2 separate regions of the Homo sapiens genome follow, and region 1 is linked to region 2. Evidence: read pairs that join two places in POLR2A ChIA-PET (ENCODE). Cell type or tissue: OCI-LY7. All regions are shown on one strand.

Region 1 (5,000 bases), 74 kb after region 2:
CTGAGTGCACGGGCGGGAGAAGGGAAGAGTCCAGGGAGGCCCAGAAAGGCCCAGAGTGCAGCAGGCCTGGGGCGAGGGGAAGGGCTGAGGCTCCGTGCGTTCAGGGAACTGACCCAGCAGAGCAGAGGCCACTGAGGAGCTGAGGTTCCAGAGAGGCTTCCAGAGCAGGAGCAGTGCAGGGACAGGAGGATCCGGGAGCTCATTCAGGAGGGGCACATGGGCAAGGGCAAGGGGCTCTGTTGGGGAGACCTGACTGGACACTGGGGCTGCTCCACAGCATAGGGAACACGCCAAGTGCTGCAAAATCAAAAATGAGGGCAGAAAAACAGCCCAAACCTGGACAGAGGGTGCCAGGACAGGCAGGGGGGCAACAGTGACCTGAGTGACATTGCTGCCCGGGTTGAGGGAGGGCAGAGTGAGCAGGGAGCAGGCATTGGAGCTCAGGGACCAGGACCAAGCAGCCACAGGTGAGCAGGGCAGGTGGGGGCAGAAGGAGCAGGGGGCACCTCCTGGAGCTCAGGGGACCAGGGCAGAGCAGCCTCAGGTGAGCAGGGGCTGGTGGGCGGCAGGATGAGCAGGGGGAAGACCCTGGAGCTCAGGGGACCAGGGCAGAGCATCAGAAGGTGAGCATGGCTAGTGGGAGATGGGCAAGCAGGGGGCAGCCCCTGGAGCTCAGGGGACCAGGACAGAGCATCAGGAGGTGAGCATGGCTAGTGGGAGGTGGGCGAGCAGGGGGCAGCCCCTGGAACTCAGGGGACCAGGGCAGAGCAGCCGCAGGTGAGCACGGGCTGGTGGGAGGCGGGAGGAACAGGGGGCAGCTCCTGGACTTCAGGGGACCAGGGAGGGCATCTGAAGGTGAACAGGGGCCAGTGGGGGGCAGGATGAGCAGGGGGAAGCTCCTGGAGCTCAGGGAGCCAAGGCAGAGCAGCCGCAGGTCAGCAGGGGCAGGTGGGAAGCATGGGGAGCAGGTGGGCAGCCCCTGGAGCTCAGAGAGCCAGGGCAGATCATCCACAGGAGAGCAGGGGCTGGTAGGAAGCAGGAGGAGCAAGTGGGCAGCTTTTGGAGCTCAGAGCACCAGGGCAGAAGAGCCTCAGGTGAGAAGGGGCAGGTGGGAGGCAGAATAAGCAGGGGACAGCCCCTGGACCTCAGGAGACCAGGGCAGAGCATCACAACGTCAGCATGGCTGGTGGGAGGTGGGCGAGCAGGGGGCAGCCCCTGGACCTCAGAGAGCCAGGGCAGATCTGCAGGTGAGCAGGGGCAGGTGGGAGGCAGGAAGAGCAGGAGGCAGCTCCTGGAGCTCAGGGGATCAGGGCAGAGCAGCCACAGGTGAGCAGGGGCAGGTAGGAAGCAGAAAGATCAGGGGTCAGCCCCTGGAGCTCAGGGGACAAGGGGAGAGCATCAGAAGGTGAGCAGGACTGAGGCTCAGCCTCAGGGAGCCAGGGCAGAGCAGCTGCAGGTGAGCAGGGCCGGTGGGAAGCAGGAGGAGCAGGTGGGCAGCCCCTGGAGCTCAGAGAGCCAGGGAAGATCATCCGCAGGTGAGCAGGGGCTGGTGGGAAGCAGGAGGAGCAAGGGGCAGCTCCTGGAGCTCAGGGGACCAGGGCAGAGCAGTCGCAGGTGAACAGGGGCAGGTGGGGGGCAGGAGGAGCAAGGAGCAGCTCCTGGAGCTCAGGGGACCAGGGCAGAGCAGTCGCAGGTGAACAGGGGCAGGAGGAGCAAGGGGCAGCTCCTGGAGCTCAGGGGACCAGGGCAGAGCAGCCGCAGGTGAGCAGGTGCAGGTGGGGGGCAGGAGGAGCAGGGGGCAGCTCCTGGAGCTCAGGGGACCAGGGCAGAGCAGCCGCAGGTGAGCAGGGGCAGGTGGGGTGCAGGAGGAGCAGGGGGCAGGCACTGGAGCTCAGGGGACCAGGGCAGAGCAGTCGCAGGTGAACAGGGGCAGGTGGGGGGCAGGAGTAGCAAGGGGCAGCTCCTGGAGCTCAGGGGACCAGGGCAGAGCAGTCGCAGGTGAACAGGGGCAGGTGGGGGGCAGGAGGAGCAGGGGGCAGCTCCTGGAGCTCAGGGGACCAGGGCAGAGCAGCCGCAGGTGAGCAGGTGCAGGTGGGGGGCAGGAGGAGCAGGGGTCAGGCACTGGAGCTCAGGGGACCAGGGCAGAGCAGCCGCAGGTGAGCAGGGGCAGGTGGGGGGCAGGAGGAGCAGGGGGCAGGCACTGGAGCTCAGGGGACCAGGGCAGAGCAGCCGCAGGTGAGCAGGGGCAGGTGGGGGGCAGGAGGAGCAGGGGGCAGGCACTGGAGCTCAGGGGACCAGGGCAGAGCAGCCGCAGGTGAGCAGGGGCAGGTGGGGGGCAGGAGGAGCAGGGGGCAGGCACTGGAGCTCAGGGGACCAGGGCAGAGCAGCCGCAGGTCAGCAGGGCCGGTGGGAGGCAGGACGAGCAGGGGACAGGCACTAGAGCTCAGGGCAAGGCAGCCACAGGTGAGCAGGGCTGGTGGGAGGCATCACTCAGCTCCTAGACTTTGGCAGGAGCTGGGTAGTTGCTGGCAACAGACAGCTGAGGGCTGGTGAAAGTGCAGTGCAGCCTCCTGGTGCCGGGAAGGGAGTGTGAGTCCATCCCACTGAGCAGTTGGCAAGGGCGAGCTGGGATGGAGAAGGGAAGGCGTTCCAGGGCTCAGGGCTGAGCTCTCAGGCAGGGGCAGGTGTGGCTGCAGGGGGAACGTGTGCTTGAGACCAGGAGGGTCCCACGGCTGGTCCCAGCGGACCCTGGGCAGGAAGGCCTCTGAGGCTGGCGCCCCAGAAGGAGCAAGATGGGCTGCCAGGAGCCAGGGCCACCAGCACAATGAAGCTGAGTGGAGGTGGTGCAGGGCAGTGTAGCAGCAGAGGGCAGCCAGAGGGGCCCATTCAGGGCCTGGGCAGAGTCAGCCAGAGCCTGTGGTGCAGGTGAGGGGAAGGGGTGGTGAGCGGGGCCCTGGGGCTGAGCAGAGGGGATGGCCTGGCTGAGGGCAGGGCGCTTAGCCTCCTCAGAGGTCAGGGGCACACCCCACCTGCAGTGGGACTCCAGGGCCACTGGGCCAGCGGCAGAGAGAAATGGGGCCTCCCTGTGGCCTGGGGGTCCTGGCACCATGCAGGGTGGGGAGGGCCAAGGGCAGGTGCAAGGCTCCTACCTGTGCTGGGGGGCCTGGGTTGAGCCCAGCAGGGACCTTGCCGGGGGAAGCTCTGGAGAGAGGGAGGAGGTGGGCTGGTGGCCGAGAAGGCCAGGCCAGGGCTGGGAGGGTGACGGTGTGGTGACTGAGCCTCCAGAAGTAATGCAGGACACTGGGAGGCAGGGGGCATCCAGGCACTCAGGGCCCTGACCTGGGCTGCTGCACACTGGGGCTAAGGGGAAAGGAGGGGAGAGGCTGAGGAGGAGGCTCCAGGAGGCTATTCCAAGGCAGGGGGTTCCGGGGCCCTGGGGCTGAAGGGCGCCGACCCTATGCAGTGTCTGGCCCCTCTGCTGCACAGAAGAAAAGGGCCTTGGAGGGCAGAGGGCAGGCTATGACCAGGGCCCTGGGCAAGTCAGGCCAACTCACTAGGGGAGGGCCACGCTGGGGCGGCAGGGTCAGGGGCTTCAGGGGGCTCGGGGGACCCACGAGAAGCCATCTGAGAACAGTGTCCACTGGTCAAGCCAGGCACCCATAAAAGGCTGGAGTGGGGCCAATGGGCATGAGCCGTCCCTGAGGTGGCACCGATGGCCAGAGCTGAGGCCAAGCTAGAGGCCCTGGACTGTGCTGACTCCCGGCAGACACAGAGCGCTGACCTGGCTGCCGAGCCCCGCCTCCTAGGCTGCAGGGGTGCCTGCAGAAGGGCACCACAGGGCCACCGGTCCTGCAAGCTTTCTGGGGCAGGCCGGGCCTGACCTTGGCTTTGGGGCAGGGGGTGGGCTAAGGTGACGCAGGTGGCGCCAGCCAGGCGCACACCCAATGCCCGTGAGCCCAGACACTGGACGCTGAACCTCGCGGACAGTTAAGAACCCAGGGGCCTCTGCGCCCTGGGCCCAGCTCTGTCCCACACCGCGGTCACATGGCACCACCTCTCTTGCAGCCTCCACCAAGGGCCCATCGGTCTTCCCCCTGGCACCCTCCTCCAAGAGCACCTCTGGGGGCACAGCAGCCCTGGGCTGCCTGGTCAAGGACTACTTCCCCGAACCGGTGACGGTGTCGTGGAACTCAGGCGCCCTGACCAGCGGCGTGCACACCTTCCCGGCTGTCCTACAGTCCTCAGGACTCTACTCCCTCAGCAGCGTGGTGACCGTGCCCTCCAGCAGCTTGGGCACCCAGACCTACATCTGCAACGTGAATCACAAGCCCAGCAACACCAAGGTGGACAAGAAAGTTGGTGAGAGGCCAGCACAGGGAGGGAGGGTGTCTGCTGGAAGCCAGGCTCAGCGCTCCTGCCTGGACGCATCCCGGCTATGCAGCCCCAGTCCAGGGCAGCAAGGCAGGCCCCGTCTGCCTCTTCACCCGGAGGCCTCTGCCCGCCCCACTCATGCTCAGGGAGAGGGTCTTCTGGCTTTTTCCCCAGGCTCTGGGCAGGCACAGGCTAGGTGCCCCTAACCCAGGCCCTGCACACAAAGGGGCAGGTGCTGGGCTCAGACCTGCCAAGAGCCATATCCGGGAGGACCCTGCCCCTGACCTAAGCCCACCCCAAAGGCCAAACTCTCCACTCCCTCAGCTCGGACACCTTCTCTCCTCCCAGATTCCAGTAACTCCCAATCTTCTCTCTGCAGAGCCCAAATCTTGTGACAAAACTCACACATGCCCACCGTGCCCAGGTAAGCCAGCCCAGGCCTCGCCCTCCAGCTCAAGGCGGGACAGGTGCCCTAGAGTAGCCTGCATCCAGGGACAGGCCCCAGCCGGGTGCTGACACGTCCACCTCCATCTCTTCCTCAGCACCTGAACTCCTGGGGGGACCGTCAGTCTTCCTCTTCCCCCCAAAACCCAAGGACACCCTCATGATCTCCCGGACCCCTGAGGTCA
Region 2 (5,000 bases):
ATTGCATAATCCTATTATGCAAACTAGGATTGTCATGTTATTACTAATTTTACTTTTTATTTTCCCTTTTTAAACTTTGTATCTGTTACTTGCTGAATTTTTTCAGAAGTACAACTTCTAACAGAATATTGCTAGCCCAGCACTTTGAGATAATAGCAAAAGACCACACCACAGACAAAATTGAACTTAATCATTTACTCCAGGTAGACTTAGCCTGAAAGCCACTGTCTTCAAACCTCCTTTGTTACTCAAATGTGGCTAAAAGGATTTTGACACTGACTCCTAGACATCAATCACTCCTTCAAACATGTGACCAGACCAGACACCTGGGACAGGCCCATCCAAATACTGAGGGACATCAGAACCTACCACAGCATGGTCCATCAGTGAGGCTTCCAGAGAAAGACCTTGACCAAAGGGAGAAAATATGATGAAAGTCGTCAGAATCAAAATGGAGTCCCTTGTGTTAAAAAACAAACAAACAAACGAAACTCTGACATATAAAGCCAGAGAAGGCTGAGAAGCATTCTCATGCATAAACACCTACTAGCAAAAACTATCACAAAAGACTATAAAAAACACAGCCTCGCACAAAGGCCATTGCAACCTTACACAAAAAAATACTTCTGCGAGGACAGCTGCCCAGCAACTGCCTGTGCGCCTCATACTGGCATCACCCTTGTTATTGATCCTTGTAGCCAAAGATTATTTCAAAACGATCATGTAATCGTCCTCATTTTTCCTTTAAAAACCTTTGTCGTCTTTTACCTCCCTGAATATGCACATAGTTTATGATGGTATGTGTGCTCCCACTGCAGTGCTTGGGGACCAAGCTCCCTCCACACCTCACTGTTCCCAAATAAATATTTTCTGTTAGAGCCTCTCTCTGTTCATTATTTAGCTCGACAGGTATTTGGTACAGCAGCCAAAACAGGCCAAGACATTGCCCGGAATCTTCCAGCAGTAGACTGGGGGCCCGGATTTGACCCTGGTCAGTTGGACACGGGCTTCTCTCACTCCACCAGATGAGGAACAAATAGTGAGGTGTGGCGGGAGCTTGGTCCCCAAACAGCTCCTCCGGCCATTTGCCCTCCCCACCCACGGACCAGAGACAGGACGAGGGTGAGCCCCGGTGTCAGCCATGTGCCCCAACCCCGGTGCCTCATTTGCTCCTAGGATGCGTCCTGTAGGTCATCTTCTTGCAGCTGTCCCGCTCAGTCTCCCCTCAACCCCTGCTCATGCTCTTGGTGAGCTTATCAATATTATGGTTTCCAATAGCTTCTGTTCATAGTTTCAACTCATATCTGTCCCTAAGTGTGGACTTTTATTCCACGCGTTGGCACTGGCAGTCAGCTATGTGCCTCCTACTCAAGGCATCTGAAACTGCAGGTGGGTAGTCGGCTAAGTCAGGCCCCAAAAGTGTCTTCATCCAGATTCCCAGAACTGTGACTCTGAGATCTTACATGGCAAAAGGGACTTTGCAGATGAGATTAAGCCAATGATCTTGAGATGAGGAGAGGGGCCTGGATTACTTGGGTGGCTCCGAATGTGGGCACAGGTGTCACAGGAGGGAGGCAGAGGGAGACGTGAGAAGGAGAAGGTGCCATGACTCCGAAGCCAGAGGCTCCTGCTGATCCTCCGGCCCCACCCCCACCCCACGGACCATGTGGTCTTTTTAAAACATGAATCTATCAGGACGGCCCATTCAAACCCACAGAGAGGTTCCCACTGCACCAAGAACAAAGTCAGAACTCTCAGGCCTGACCCACTGCCCTCGGCCACCCTGGAGCCCCAGTGCCCCCAGACCCGGTCCTGGCCTCAGAGTGTAACAGGCTCACTCCCACCACCCATCTGCATGGCAGGCGCCTTGCCATCGCCTCCCCTCTGAGAGCACAGACAGCCACAGCTGGCCTCCGGGTGAAAGGATGGATGAACAGTCAGGCCGGGCGAGTGCTCTCAGAGCCTGCTGGCCAACGGAGGCAGCCGCTCAGGCCTCTGCCTGAGCCATGTGCGATCACAGCTGCCGCCCAGCTGTCCCAAGGAGGCAGCTCTTGGCTTTTCCCCTGGGAGTCGAATTCGCAGGGAGTCCCATCCACAGGCCCCTGGGAGGCGGGAAGACATCTCGGTCTCCAAAGCCAGTAACCTGTGATTCCCCTGAGGATGGTGGGAACCTGGTGTGGGGCAGATGATCTGTATTTGAGCTTTGTTTCTCTCTAGCAATTATACCTAGGAAATACCCTAAAATGCACGACGCAATGCACATTGACCCCAGCAAACTCCCCACCCTGCGCCTGTTTCTAGTGCCGGGGCTGCTCCAGCACAGCCTGTGCACTTGACCGAATGTCTACAGCCCTGGCCCTCAGCCACACTGTGTTGTTTTCATGCACCTTCACCCAACAGAATTGCTCCAACAGAGTGATTCAGGGGGCTGCCCTCCAGCACCACTTCCCCTTTCCATGTTACGTAAATGTCCGTTGAGTCCTGACTGACTACAGAAATCTGTCTTCTGGGGGCATGTGATGCCCCAGGTGGCCCAGGGCCCCGCACAGGAATGTGTTTACAGCTTTCCCGGCACTGAAGCCACAGTCGTAACTCAGCCTCCTGACATGGGCCAGGGCCCTCGCCTCCGCACGCTCTGCAGCTCACCCGTGTCGCCACAGCCTGCTGGGCCTGGACGCCACCCTCTAAGGTGGCACTCGGGGCAGAAACATCTGTTTCCAGCTGGTAACAAACAGGACATGTCTGCCTCCCACACCTAAATCAATGCTTGACAAGCCTGGCCTGATCTCGGGGCGCTCACCACCAGCCACCTGCCTGGGCCCAGCCGACCTCCTCTCCCTTGGTATTTTGAGGGAAGGGTCTGAGCCCTTTCTGCCCCCCTAGACTTGTGGACAGAGGCCCCCCAAGACCTGGACAGAAATCAGGCCATAGTCTCCAGCCCCAAAGAGACTTCCAGAGGCCTGCACCTCTCCTCTCCAGCCGAGGCCCTGATGTCTGCGGCTGTGGCCATAGCCGGCTCTATACCTGCCAAGTTTATTCTAGAAAACATTGGTTTGGACAAGACCTCAAAACGGAATTGGGAAAATGAAAGAGAAAAGAGAAAGGATTTCTGCTCTCATTGTAAGGACAAAAAGCAAATTGAAGACCAGCACTGATACAGATCAATAATCACACCAGAAAAAAATATGGCAAAATATCTATATTCTCTTAAGGTGAATAAGTGTTCTCTCAGAATGAGGCTAAGGCCAGGAACAGTGAAAAGTAAGACTGATAAATTTGCCCACAAGGAAAAAAATAAAGTCTCTATAAGGACAAAGCCACCAAAAACAAAGTAAGCACCCCAGGAAAGAAAGTGACCAAAGTATCTAACATGAAAGAGAGCCTGTATTCGCATGAGCTCCCGAGAAACAGAACCCATAGATGTGGATGTGGATATCGACAGAAATAGGTATCAACATAGACACAGGCTATGGCCACAGGTATGGATAGAGGGAGAGATGCGAGAGAGAGATTTTAAGGAATTGGCTCACACAGTTGTGGAGACGAATGTCCAAAATCTGCAGGGCAAACCAGCAGGCTGGTGACCCAGAGAAGAGCTGAGGCTGCTGCTCCCGTCCAAAGTTCAGCCTGCTGGCAGAATTCTGTCCTCCTTGGGGACTGCCGTCTGTTTTCTCTTAAGGCCTCCAACTGCCTGGATGAGGCCCACCCACATTATGGATGATGATCTGCCTTACTCAAAGTCCACAGGTTGAAATGTTAATAACATCTAAAAATCACCTGCACTATCTAGACTGGTGTTTGGCCAAATATCTGGGTAGTATGGCCTGCCCAAGTTAACACCTAAAATTAACTATCAGAGTCCAAGTAAGTGAATGTAAAAAACAAACAAACAAACAAACAAAAACATGATGAATGAGACAAGCTCGACCTTGAAGAAGTTTTCAGTGGAACGTGGGGAAGAGGAGTTCTCTTTAGCCAGCTGCAGACACAAATAGCCAATAGAACACATGGAGAGTGTTAGAAGTCACAAATCGTCAATGGAAAGCAACTTACAATGTGATGTTCATTGAACATCTACTGTGTGCCAGGCCAAGGGCTAAGGTGGACACGTGCAGTGTGTCTGCACTGCGGCACTAAGGTCCTGGTGGGGAATGGATAATACAATTAAAAACAAATCACAAAGAAACCAGAAGAGGAAAAAAAGCAATTAAAAACAAATAAATGCTCCATAAAGGACAACAGCGCCAGCTGAGGGTGTGGCCATCAATGCCAGGCATCCAGAATATGTCCTTGGGGACATGGACCACTGGGAGGTGCATCCCAGGCAAAAGGAGCAGGAGGGGAAGGGTCCAGGCCAGAAACATGCTTGCCAAGTTCAAGAGCGGTGGGAAGGCCAGTGGGCTTGGGAAGGAGTGGGCTGGAAGGACAGGCCAGAGGCCAGACTGCATGGGGCCAGACTGGCCCTGATTCCAGCCTTGGACTTCACTCTGTGGTGATAGGAGACCCTCAGAGGGACTTGGGGAGGGGTTGTGTGTTTTCCTGGGAGCCACAGAAAAGTGAGTGACACTGGGCTGAGGAAGGAAGTCACAGGACCCACCAGTGTCTGCGCAGGAGTCCCAGTGGAAGAGCAGAAAAAATCCAGGAGAAGATACAAAAGTATTCAAAAGTAATTCAAAATAGCAAAAATCCAAAATATTCAATAATTTAAATGGTATTACTTAAAATAGTATTATAAATAATAAAAATATATTATTAAAAATAATAGATTACTGGCTTTAATACCAATGTACAGAAATCCGTTTTATTTCTATAGACCAGCAACAAACGGAAAATGTGATTCTTATAAAGATGCCAGATGTCTGCTTCTATTAAGGGCATACAGGGAACTCGGACCAGTTAGCAAATCTGAAAGAAGTATTTTAAAAATCTGTTTGAAGGTAATGGAGAGATACCAGAGTGGTGAATAATAGCCACCAAAGTAGCTGCCATTTGCAGTCACT

The links. ChIA-PET counts read pairs that join two places held together with the same protein. Peaks named below come from ENCODE experiments on the same cell type or tissue, not always from the same donor. Only the 100,000 strongest peaks of a DNase experiment are listed, where the experiment ranks them.
Region 1: POLR2A ChIA-PET joins it to region 2 with 10 read pairs; 2 of 35 experiments call an interaction of 5 or more read pairs at or near these places.

Annotation. Positions count from the first base shown.
Region 1 is chr14:105,742,136-105,747,135 of GRCh38, reverse strand. It overlaps IGH and IGHG1. Among named protein-coding and RNA genes, the nearest start is that of MIR8071-2, 100 kb to the right of the region's middle. In OCI-LY7, no CTCF peak of the experiment used is centred here; no DNase peak of the experiment used is centred here.
Region 2 is chr14:105,815,755-105,820,754 of GRCh38, reverse strand. It overlaps IGH. Among named protein-coding and RNA genes, the nearest start is that of MIR4539, 39 kb to the left of the region's middle. RefSeq lists an enhancer at 1,921-3,129. In OCI-LY7, CTCF peaks have their summits at 3,947 and 4,309; DNase peaks (open chromatin) are centred at 1,444, 2,004, 2,554, 3,504 and 2 weaker places; H3K4me3 peaks cover 2,676 bases; H3K27ac peaks cover 4,961 bases.